Regions from separate parts of the Homo sapiens genome. Here region 2 is linked to region 1. A link is an interaction called in ENCODE POLR2A ChIA-PET data of the cell type or tissue named here. Cell type or tissue: MCF 10A. All regions are shown on one strand. Links, peaks and the distances in the headings refer to the core of each region. The heading gives the core; the rest is flanking DNA.

What was found. ChIA-PET counts read pairs that join two places held together with the same protein. Peaks named below come from ENCODE experiments on the same cell type or tissue, not always from the same donor. Only the 100,000 strongest peaks of a DNase experiment are listed, where the experiment ranks them.
Region 2: POLR2A ChIA-PET joins it to region 1 with 13 read pairs; 14 of 35 experiments call an interaction of 5 or more read pairs at or near these places.

Annotation. Positions count from the first base shown.
Region 1 is chr1:181,042,247-181,047,615 of GRCh38, reverse strand. The region is part of intron 1 of MR1 (major histocompatibility complex, class I-related); the gene reads right to left. Among named protein-coding and RNA genes, the nearest start is that of MR1, 11 kb to the right of the region's middle. RefSeq lists enhancers at 953-1,455, 2,774-3,013, 3,134-3,273 and a silencer at 2,573-2,722. In MCF 10A, for the core only: no CTCF peak of the experiment used is centred there; DNase peaks (open chromatin) are centred at 2,865 and 4,495.
Region 2 is chr1:181,116,617-181,121,985 of GRCh38, reverse strand. No RefSeq gene overlaps it. Among named protein-coding and RNA genes, the nearest start is that of IER5, 31 kb to the right of the region's middle. In MCF 10A, for the core only: no CTCF peak of the experiment used is centred there; DNase peaks (open chromatin) are centred at 2,495 and 4,165.

The DNA.
Region 1 (5,369 bases), core at 185-5,184:
TATTTATTTATTTTTTTGAGACAGAGTCTCACTCTGTTGCCCAGGCTGGAGTGCAGTGGCGTGACCTTGGCTCACTGCAACCTCTGCCTCCTGGGTTCAAGTGATTCTCCTGCCTCAGCCTACTGAGTAGCTGAGATTACAGGTATGTGCCAGCATGCCTGGCTAATTTTTGTATTTTTAGTAAAAACAGGGTTTTGCCATGTTAGTCAGGCTGGTCTCGAATTCCTGACCTCATGATCTGCCCACCTCGGCCTCCCAAATTGCTGGGATTACAGGTGTGAGCCACCATGGCCGGCCGAAATTTTTTTTTTTTTTAAAGCACAGTGCTTTTCCTATTATGTCAAACCACTGCTGTTAACCATTTTCTTATTCTTTTTCTACTTACTAGTTATAAGGATTGTAATAAGGGTTAAAAGTAAACCAAAATGAAACAAAACTGTTTGGCCCTCCCTGCTGTTCCCACATTGAACTTCTCTCCGCTTGTCCAAGAAGCTTAGGGCCTGACGGAGACAAAGTGGTTTCAAGGTGGCATTATGGGTGGTGGTGTGTCCGCAATTGGTGGGTTCTTGGTGTCACTGACTTCAAGAATGAAGCCGTGGACCCTCGCGGTGAGTGTTACAGCTCTTAAGGTGGCGCGTCTGGAGTTTTTTCCTTCTGATGTTCGGATGTGTTTGGAGTTTCTTCTTTCTGTTGGGTTGGTGCTCTCGCTGGCTCAGGAGTGAAGCTGCAGACCTTCGCAGTGAGTGTTACAGCTCTAAAGGCGGTGCGTCTGGAGTTGTTCGTTCCTCCTGGTGGGCTCGTGGTCTCGCTGGCTTCAGGAGTGAAGCTGCAGACCTTCGCCATGAGTGTCACAGCTCATAAAGGCAGTGTGGACCCAAAGAGTGAGCAGCAGCAGGATTTATTGCAAAGAGCGAAACAACAAAGCTTCCACAGTGTGGAAGCGGACCCGAGACGGTTGCCACTGCTGGCTCGGGCAGCCTGCTTTTATTCTCTTATCTGGCCCCACCCACATCCTGCTGATTGGTAGAGCCCAGTGGTCTGTTTTGACAGGGCACTGATTGGTGCGTTTACCATCCCTCAGCTAGACACAAAGGTTCTCCACGTCCCCACCAGATTAGCTAGATACAGTGTCCACACAAAGGTTCTCCAAGTCCCCACCAGAGTAGCTAGATGCAGAGTGTCGATTGGTGCAGTCACAAACCCTGAGCTAGACACAGGGTGCTGATTGGTGTTTACAAACCTTGAGCTAGATACAGAGTGCCGATTGGTGTATTTACAATCCCTTAGCTAGACATAAAGGTTCTCCACGTCCCCACCAGACTCAGGAGCCCAGCTGGCTTCACCCAGTGGATCCCCCACTGGGGCTGCAGGTGGAGCTGCCTGCCATTCCCGCGCCGTGCGCCCGCACTCCTCAGCCCTTGGGTGGTCATGGGACTGGCGCCGTGGAGCAGGGGTGGCGCTCATCGGGGAGGCTCGGGCCGCACAGAGGCCCATGGAGGGGGTGGGAGGCTCAGGCATGGCGGGCTGCAGGTCCCCAAGCCCTGCCCCGCAGGAAGGCAGCTAAGGCCCGGCGAGAAATCGAGCTGCAGCGCTGGTGGGCTGGCACTTCTGGGGGACCCAGTACACCCTCCGCAGCCGCTGGCCCGGGTGCTAAGCCCCTCATTGCCCGGGCCGGCAGGGCCGGCTGCCCCCAGTGCAGGGCCCGCCAAGCCCACGCCCACTTGGAACTCCAGCTGGCCCGCAAGCGCCGCCCGCAGCCCGGGTTCCCGCTCGCGCCTCTCCCTCCACACCTCCCTGCAAGCTGCGGGAGCGGGCTCCGGCTTTGGCCAGCCCAGAAAGGGGCTCCCACAGTGCAGCGGTGGGCTGAAGGGCTCCTCAAGTGCCGCCAAAGTGGGAGCCCAGGCAGCGGAGGCGCCAAGAGCGAGCTAGGGCTGTGAGGACTGCCAGCACGCTGTCACCTCTCAGTGTTATGGGATCCAAGCTGGTGTGGGCCCTTAGGAGAGACTTCCAGAGAAGGTGATGTCTTAGGGAGGTCTCAGGGACAGGTAGGAGGTGAGTAGGCAGAGGGGCTGGGAGGGGATGCAGGAGGGCGGGCAGGGGGAGCAGGGCAGAGACCACATGTGCAAGCAGGAGGTTCGAGAAGGCGGGGCGTGCATGGGAACCAAATGGCCTGGGACGTCTGGAGCACAGTGACAGGCGTCACGGGCAGAGGCGATGCCTGGGAGGTGGAGCCCAGGCTGAGAAGGCTACGTACCCCATGCCATCCCCAAAAGCTGGCAAATAGAAGGTATGCAGCCACAATGGCTTTCTTCCCCTACTCTGCCTGCCGGTGTCTGCAGATGCCCATGTCCAAGCCTTTTGTCCTGTTATCTCCTGCCATTCTGACCCATCTAAATCCTTCCCAGTCCTCAAAACCCACCTCCAAAAACATTTCATCCCTAAAACAGGATCATCCCTAAAATTTCATGGCTAAATTGAGATGACAGATGGAGGCTCACATACCAGAGATCCAGATATTTAAAAGGAATAAATCAATCTAACAAACTTGAAATATGTTCTATCCCCCCACCTTGAGAGATTGCCCTTTGTATGGCTTCGAAGACCAAGTTCAAATTAAAAAATCTCACACTGTGTGAAGTTCTGGGCCTGAATGGGGCGGCACAGAGAAAGCTGGTGTCTCCCTCCAGTCCCCGGCCCTCAGCCTGAGACTCACCTCTTTTTCTTCCTGTTTCTTGCTCCTTCCAGCACTGCCAAGGGCCTCCCACAATTAAACACCTCTACTTTTTTATTCAGGCTCAGCCACAAACTGCCTCTTGTCTGAGCTTGTCCTGGGCTTAAGTGATCCTCCCACCTCTTGGCCACCCCTCAGGCCTAGCAAGGCCCTCAAGGGCAGCCAGTCCACCTTTAGGAGGATGGGCCAAAGTGCGAGTTTGTTGTGTAAACCTCAGCAGCTCTGAGTCAGCTGAGTGGGGAACTCCAGGTTCCTGGGTGCCTGGAGTCTGGTCTAGAGTGGAGGGGCCCAGACACAGGGTTACCACCTCCCCTCAGCCTCACGCACTCCTCGCTCTGTGGGAAAGGATGTGGGTAGCAGAGGGCCAGAGTGGGGCTCTCTGAATGTGGGGCCATATCCAGGGGCTTCTCTTGCCTGTGTCTAAGAGCTGTACTACACAACACTTCCCCAGTCTTTCCAGATTGCCCACCCTGCTGCTGCCATCACCTTTAGGACCTCCCCTACATTCAGATCTTCTAACCTGGCCCTTGCCACTATAGAGAATCTTGCAAGGGTGAATACCACTTAATGATATTCATTCCTTCCTCCTCATTTATAAGCATATAGTTAAGAAAAAAGATCAGGCCGGGCGCAGTGGCTCACGCCTGTAATCCCAGCACTTTGGGAGGCCGACGCGGGCGGATCATGAGGTCAGGAGATCGAGACCAACCTGGCTAACATGGTGAAACCCCGTCTCTACTAAAAATACAAAAAATTAGCCAGGCGTTGTGGCAGGCACCTGTAGTCCCAGCTACTTGGGAGGCTGAGGCAGGAGAATGGTGTGAACCCGGGAGGCGGAGCTTGCAGTGAGCCAAGATCACGCCACTGCACTCCAGCCTGGGCGACAGAGTGAGACTCTGTCTCAAAAAAAAAAAAAAAAAAAAGATCAGACAAAAAAAAAAAATCAGCTCACAAAATAGTTGGATTAGCTTCTGTGCTACAAGTTTGTTTATATTTTTCTTTTCTCTAAAACTGCTTATGAAATAACTCATAATGTGCAGGTTATCTTTCAGAACTGACCACCCCAAGGCCAGGGTACCCTTACCTTGCATACTAGGAAAAACAAGAGGCCCTGAGAGGTATCTCCCAGAGCAACTGATTGTACTAGTTAGTGTATGTATGTGTGTGCATATGTGTGTGTGTGTATGACAGGGTTTTACTCTGTTGCCCAGCTGGAGTGCAGCGGCATGATCACAGCTCACTGTAGCCTTGAATTCCTGGGCTTAAGTGGTCCTCTCACCTCAGCCTCCTGAGTAGCTGGGATTATAAGCACGTCACCACTTCTTTTTAATAGAGACAGGGTCTGTGTTGCCCAGGCTGGTCTCAAATTCCTGGCCTTAAGTGATCCTCCCACTTTGGCCTCCCAAAGTGCTGGGATTAGAGATGTGAGCCACCACGCCCAGCAATTAAAATCATTGTTAGCACTTCTTTCTCCTTGCTCCTGGAGCTGGGGTGTAGCAGTTTGGCAGGGTTCAGAGTAGGTATCCCCGCCCCATGGGCTCCTCCCTCACAGGTGTTATCCTGCATGTCAGCTGCAATACTGAACAGGATGGAGGCTGGCCTCCCACAGGCTGGGGCAGCATAAGGTCCCAATGTCCCTCTGTATTGCTTTGACCTTTTACTTCCCCCTTCCCTTCCTGTGGTGGGTGAGGGCTTGGGTTGGGAGGGAAGACAGTGGAAGCCTCTGGGGTAGTCATGAGAGCCTCTTCATAAAAGTGTTGGTTCTTATGCAAACAAGAGCCAGAGATTGCATCAGAGCATGAGTTCTGTCGTAAAACCAATAGCTACCAGATTCTGCCTTCTGTTTCCCTCTGCTTACTACCTTCTACCTGCTTCTCAATCTTAAAGCACTTAAGAACAGGGACTTTGCTTTTTTCCTTTGTATTTCCTGCAAAGCTTAGCACAGGGAGCTTGGCACATGGTAGTAGCTTGGTAAATATTGGGTGAATTAAATTGTTGGTGAAACACTTTATTTCTGTGGTTTGGAATAATGAAATATGCTGAAATGAATATGAATCTATTTAACCTGGATCTTTTTTGAGACAGAGTCTCATTCTGTCGCCCAGGTTGGAGTGCAGTGGCGTGATCTCGGCTCACTGCGGCCTCTGCCTCCCTGCTTCAGGCAATTCTCCCTGCCCCAGCCTCCCAAGTAGCTGGGATTACAGGTGCCCACCATCACGCCTGGCTAATTTTTGTATTTTTTTTTAGTATAGACGGGTTTTTGCCACGTTGGCCAGGCTGGTCTTGAACTCCCGACCTCAGGTGATCTGCCTGCCTTGGTCTCCCAAAGTGCTGGGATTACAGGCGTGAGCCACCGCACCTGGCCTAAAAAATATTTTTGATTTGGCCGGGCGCGGTGGCTCACGCCTCTAATCCCAGCACTTTTGGAGGCCGAGGTGGGTGGATCACCTAAGGTCAGGAGTTCAAGACCAGCCTGACCAACATGGAGAAACCCCATCTCTACTAAAAATATAAAATTAGCCAGGCATGGTGGCGCATGCCTGTAATCCCAGCTACTAGGGAGGTGAGGCAGGAGAATCGCTTGAACCTGGGAGGTGGAGGTTGTGGTGAGCCGAGATCGCGCCACTGCACTCCAGCC
Region 2 (5,369 bases), core at 256-5,255, 74 kb before region 1:
CTTGAACCCAGGAAGCAGAGGTTGCAGTGAACCGAGATCATACCACCGCACTCCAGCCTGGGAAACAGAGCGAAATTCTGTCTCAAAAAGAAAAAAGAAAACACATCGAGTTGTGGGGACTTGGGCATCACTGATCCTCTTGTCCTGGTCCCCTATCCCTTGTCTACTCCCTTGTCACAGTCCTGATAGGCCTCCAGATAGCTAAGAAAAGAATCCCCACACTGGATAGCCTGCCTGTAAATAGGAGAGGCCAGAGGAGGCAGGGAAGGAGCAGATAATTCGCCTGGACTTGATCCCTAGGTGTGGCCCATAACCGCGGAGTGACTGTGGGTCTGCCATCTAGGCTTTCTGTGCCTCAGTCCTAGCATTGTGGGTTAAGTGACATAACACATGTAAAGGGCCGGCATAGAGTGTAGTAGGCTTCAACAAATGCTAACTCTCTTCCTTTGAATAATGAACTACACAAGATATACATAGTTTTCTAAAATTTATTTTATGTTGCAGTGTCTCCTCGACTTAAAACACTATTTTCTAAGGCTGTTCATTTGTCAAACAATGACTACAGTTGCCAAGCATCCAAAACTCCAATTCTGGTCAGCAGAGCCCCACGGTCTGTTCTGGGGACAGGTAGCAGAAGCGAGGGGCAATACCTCCACCTGGGGCATCTGGAAATGCTAACACAAAGGGGTGAAACTGGGGCTAGGTTGGAAGACACAAATAGAAGTTGGGGGGATGAGCAGAGATGGGTGAGAACAAGGGAGGCCAGAGAGAAAGAACAGCTTGAGCAAAGCATGTGGCAGACAAGAGGTGTGGCACACTCGGGAAACCACACACAGGTCACCTGCCTGGGGGACAGTAATGTGCAGGAAGATTGGATAGGAGATGTGGCACTGCAAACAATCAGGGTCCAGTCCAGAAGGGCCCTTCAACGAACATAATGGGTTTGCATTTATCTTGACAGAGAGGTACCTGCAGCAGCAATGTGGATGGGAGAGGGTGGGGAGGCTCCAGGCAGGGAGCCCAGGCTAGAGGCCATTCTGATAACCAGGCTGATACATGATTCAAGCCTGGATTAGGACAGTGGCCCAGGAGGGGAAAAGAGATGTTTAAGTGGTAAGAGAAACAGACCTAGAGAGTAGGAGCAAGAGAAAGGGAAGTATCTAGGAAAACATCCACATTCCAGGCAGCTGCACTGAGACTATTTACTGAGACAAGGGAACCCTGGAGGAGTCAAGAGCAGTGAACTTGGTTTTAGATAAAATGAATTTGAAATACTTAAAGGAGGCCGGGCGTGGTGGTTCACACCTGTAATCCCAGCACTTTGGAAGGCCGAGGCGGGTGGATCACCTGAGGCTCACCCCGTCTCCACAAAAATACACACACACAAAAATTAGCCGAGCATGATTGCGGGTACCTGTAATCCCAGCTACTCAGGAGGCTGAGGTGGGAGAATCGCTTGAACCCGGGAGGCAGAGATTGTAGGGAGCCAAGATCACGCCACTGCACCCCAGCCTGGGTGACAGAGCAAGACTCCATCTCAATAAATAAATAAATAAATAAATAAATAAATAAATACTTAAAGGACATCTAGGTGGTGTCCCATAGAACCTGCCAGCAGGATGAGTTCAAACCCAAATCTGGTGAGTATTCACTGTGTACTCTTAGGCCTCCACAGTTCTGTTTTCTTATCTGTAAAATGAGGCTGCTACCTACTTCATAGAATTATTATTTTTGAGCCAGAGTCTCACTCTGTCATCCAGGCTAGAGTGCAATGGCACAATCTCGGTTCACTGCAACCTCCGCCTCCCAGGTTCAAGCGATTCTTGTGCCTCTGCCTCCTGAGTAGCTGGAAGTGCAGTCATGTGCCACCACACCTGACTAATTTTTGTAATTTTGGTACAGATGGATGGGGTTTCACCACATTGGCCAAGCTGGTCTCGAACTCCTGACCTCAAGTGATCTGCCTGCCTCGCCCTCCCAAAGTGCTGGGATTACAGGAGTGAGCCACCTACTTCATAGAATTATTGAGAGAATGTGGGCTAAAGAAGATAGCTGTGGAAAAGCACCAAGCCTCTTAGCTGGCACACGGTGGGAACTCCATGAATATTGGTTGAATCTGAAGATGACTGTGATCATGGATATTTCTGTGTTAAAGTGCTGTCACCACGAGTGTGTGGGCAGCTTGGTTCTTTTCATCACACGCCGTTCCAGCTAGGTGGAGAGGACTGTGGTCAGGGTTGCTGGGTGGCCAGCTGCTCCTACTCTCTCGTTCTGTTTTTCTTACCACCCAAACATCTCTTTTCCCCTCCTGGGCCACTGTCCTAATCCAGGGAGTTCTTCATGTCCACCTCCTCAGCCCCCACCCCTGGGACAGGCCTTACCTCTTCCAGATCCCCTGCAGCCACCCTGCCCAACAGGATTCCAAAGACTAGAAGAACCTCCCCAGCCTGACTCAGGCAAACTGAATGCCCTGTCTCAAACAAGCAGGGGCCCTGAGGCAAGTCTTGCTCTGGGAAAACAAACAGGTTTTTATTACCTCCACCTTAAGACAAAGCCTCAACCTCTGGCTGCTGTGAGACACTCATTCCCAGGAAGAAAAATGACCTCTAATTGCAGTAGTACATGTGACACCTCCCTGGTAGACTGTGAGCTCCCTGAGGGCAGGAACTGGGTCCTACAGGTCCTGATTTTCCTCCTAGCCCCTAGCACCTGCCAATCTGAGTACATGGTCAAGGAAGGTTTGTTGGGTTTTCATGCCTGTGTGTTTGGTTTCTGCTTCTGAGCTAGAGTCTCTTGCCAGGTAAGCAGAGTAGATGCACTCCTCAAAACTCAATAGGAAAACGTCATGCTGGGTCATGGTGAACAGGATCCAGGACCAAAGTCCCTGCTGCTTCCTTCTCCTCCTTCCCAACTCCACACCTGCCCGAACTTATGACAAAGAGACCGAGTGTCTTGGGAGTAGATTCCCAAGTCATGCCTAAAACAATGCATTAGGTCCTTGAATAGATACGATTTGGGTTACTAACCTCCAAGTCACATCCCCTTCATCAATAAATCAAGGCAACTCCAAGAACTTTCTCCTCCCCTGTGGTCTCACACACTGGTCCATGGAGCTCTGGAGTGGAGCAGAAGACACTAGGGCCTGTTCCCTAACACACTCACGGCACTTTCCACTAAAAACAAGCCAGCTTGGCTGGGCACGGTGGCTCACGCCTGTAATCCCAGCACTTTGGGAGGCCAAGGTGGGCGGATCACCTGAGGTCAGGAGTTCAAGACCAGCCTGACCAAGACGGTGAAACCCCGTCTCTACTAAAAATAAAAAACAGGGTGTGGTGGTGCATGCCTGTAATCCCAGCCAGCAACTTGGGAGGCTGAGACAGGAGAATTGCTTGAACCTGGGAGGCAGAGGTTGCAGTGAGCCGAGATCGCGCCATTGCATTCCAGCCTGGGCAACAAGAACAAAACTCCATCTCAAAAAAAAAAAAAACCAAGCCAAATAACACAAGTTCACCTTCCAGCCCTCTGAGTCTTCTCTTCTTCTGGGTCACCTCTTAGGCTTCTCTGGTCAGTACAAGGTGGACACCTGTAAGCTGCTTCTCATCCCAGCCAGCTAAGCCACAGTACACAGGAACCAGCCCCGTTCCCTAAACAAGTCATGGGATTCAGCAAAAGGCTTTCTCCCAGACCAGCCTCTCCTCCCCATGTGCCCTGGGCTGGCTGGGTCCCTCATTCAGTTACCAGACGGACTGCCTTTGCATCTGGACGGGCCTCTGACCTTCCCAGGTGAGAGGTCAGTCATTCAAGGCCTCCACTTGGAGAACAATCAATTTCGAGTTCAGAGATTTGGGGGACCTAGGGAGATTTTCCTAAATGAGATCCCCTGCTTCCAGCACAGACTCCTAGTTGCCTAGCAACTGTAGAAAGAGATCTGGGAAATCTGGAGCTTACTCCACAGCCCCCTGTGCTGTGATGAGCTCGTGTGGCCCACCTAGGGAGGAAGGCACTGCAGCTGATAATTATCAGGAGTAACAGCCATAATCCCAGACCTGCTATTACTGTGTTTACAGAGGAGCAATTACTGCAGAAGCTCACACCACTGGCCTTTCCCAGGCCCTCACCCTTCCCGCCCTGTGCTGACTAAGGGAGTAGAAATAGCCTCCAGCCTTTCCCAGGAGTAGAAGCTACAGCCTCACAGAGCCCCGGGGTGCTCTGATACCGGTTCTGCCACTTAAGCTGCTCTCCAAAGCTGTGAGTGGCCCTTAAGGAGGAAGGACGTGAGTGAGGCTCAGGGCACACACCCTTGGCCTGGCTAAGGGTAGAGGTGTCCAGTGGCAGGAGAGCCAGAGATAGTGCTTGGGGAGGCAGGAATGCTGGTCTTCTAAGAGCATGCTGGGCTTTTTCTCTTTCCTTCCTAAAGCCAGTGGCCTGCTCACCGCCCTTCTTTCTGAGCAGCTCTCTCAAGGCCAGGCTAAGGACAAGGCATAGATGTGGAGCTGAAAGGTTAAGCTCCCTACCCTCCACCCCTGCTGGTCTCCAGAAGGGGACAATTGGAATTCAAATATCCAGTGTCATGAAGCCAAGGAGAGAGGTGGCATAGGAGTCTATAAAGCCAGCCCACTAGCTTCTCTCTCCTGGGAACTCCCTGGTTTATGAGCTGCCAACCCGAGCTTCATGGGTGAAAAAAGCACCCAGACTTCCAGAAAATTGTCTGAGAATGACAGCCTTCCAGCTCTGCCTTCAGTCTCCATCCCCCATGTCCTGCATCCTGGATCTAGCAACAATATTCTGATGCACACCATCTCTTTTCTTTGGCTTCTCTCCCTCCATGACACAAAGGCCAGAGTATGATAGCCTGCCTAGAAATCAAGACCATGATAACTAATTAAAGTCATAGACTTCCAGACTGTTAAATCTTAGTGTGGCATTAGACATGATCTAATCTAACATCCCCATTTTATAGACGGGGAAACTAAGGCCCAGAGAGAAAGGCAGTTGATGTACAATCACACTGCTAGTTAGTGGCAAAACTGAAATCAGAGCTCAGACATCCTGTCCTTGCTCAACTGTTATTTCCAACATATGAACCTGCCCTTTGACTCTGATTGCCCTTTGGGTTCAGGCCACAGAGAAGATTATTTTTAAAAAATCGGTGGGGCATGTTGGCTCCACAGTTTGGGAGGCTGAGGTGGGCATATCCCTTGAGCACAGGAGTTCAGGACCAGCCTAGCCAACATGTCGACACCCCATCTCTACAAAAAATACCAAAAAAATTAGCTGGGCATGGTGGCATGACCTGTAGTCCCAGCTATAGGGGGCTGAGGTGGGAGGATCACTTGAGCTCAGGAGGTCAAGCCCAGTGCAGTGAGCTG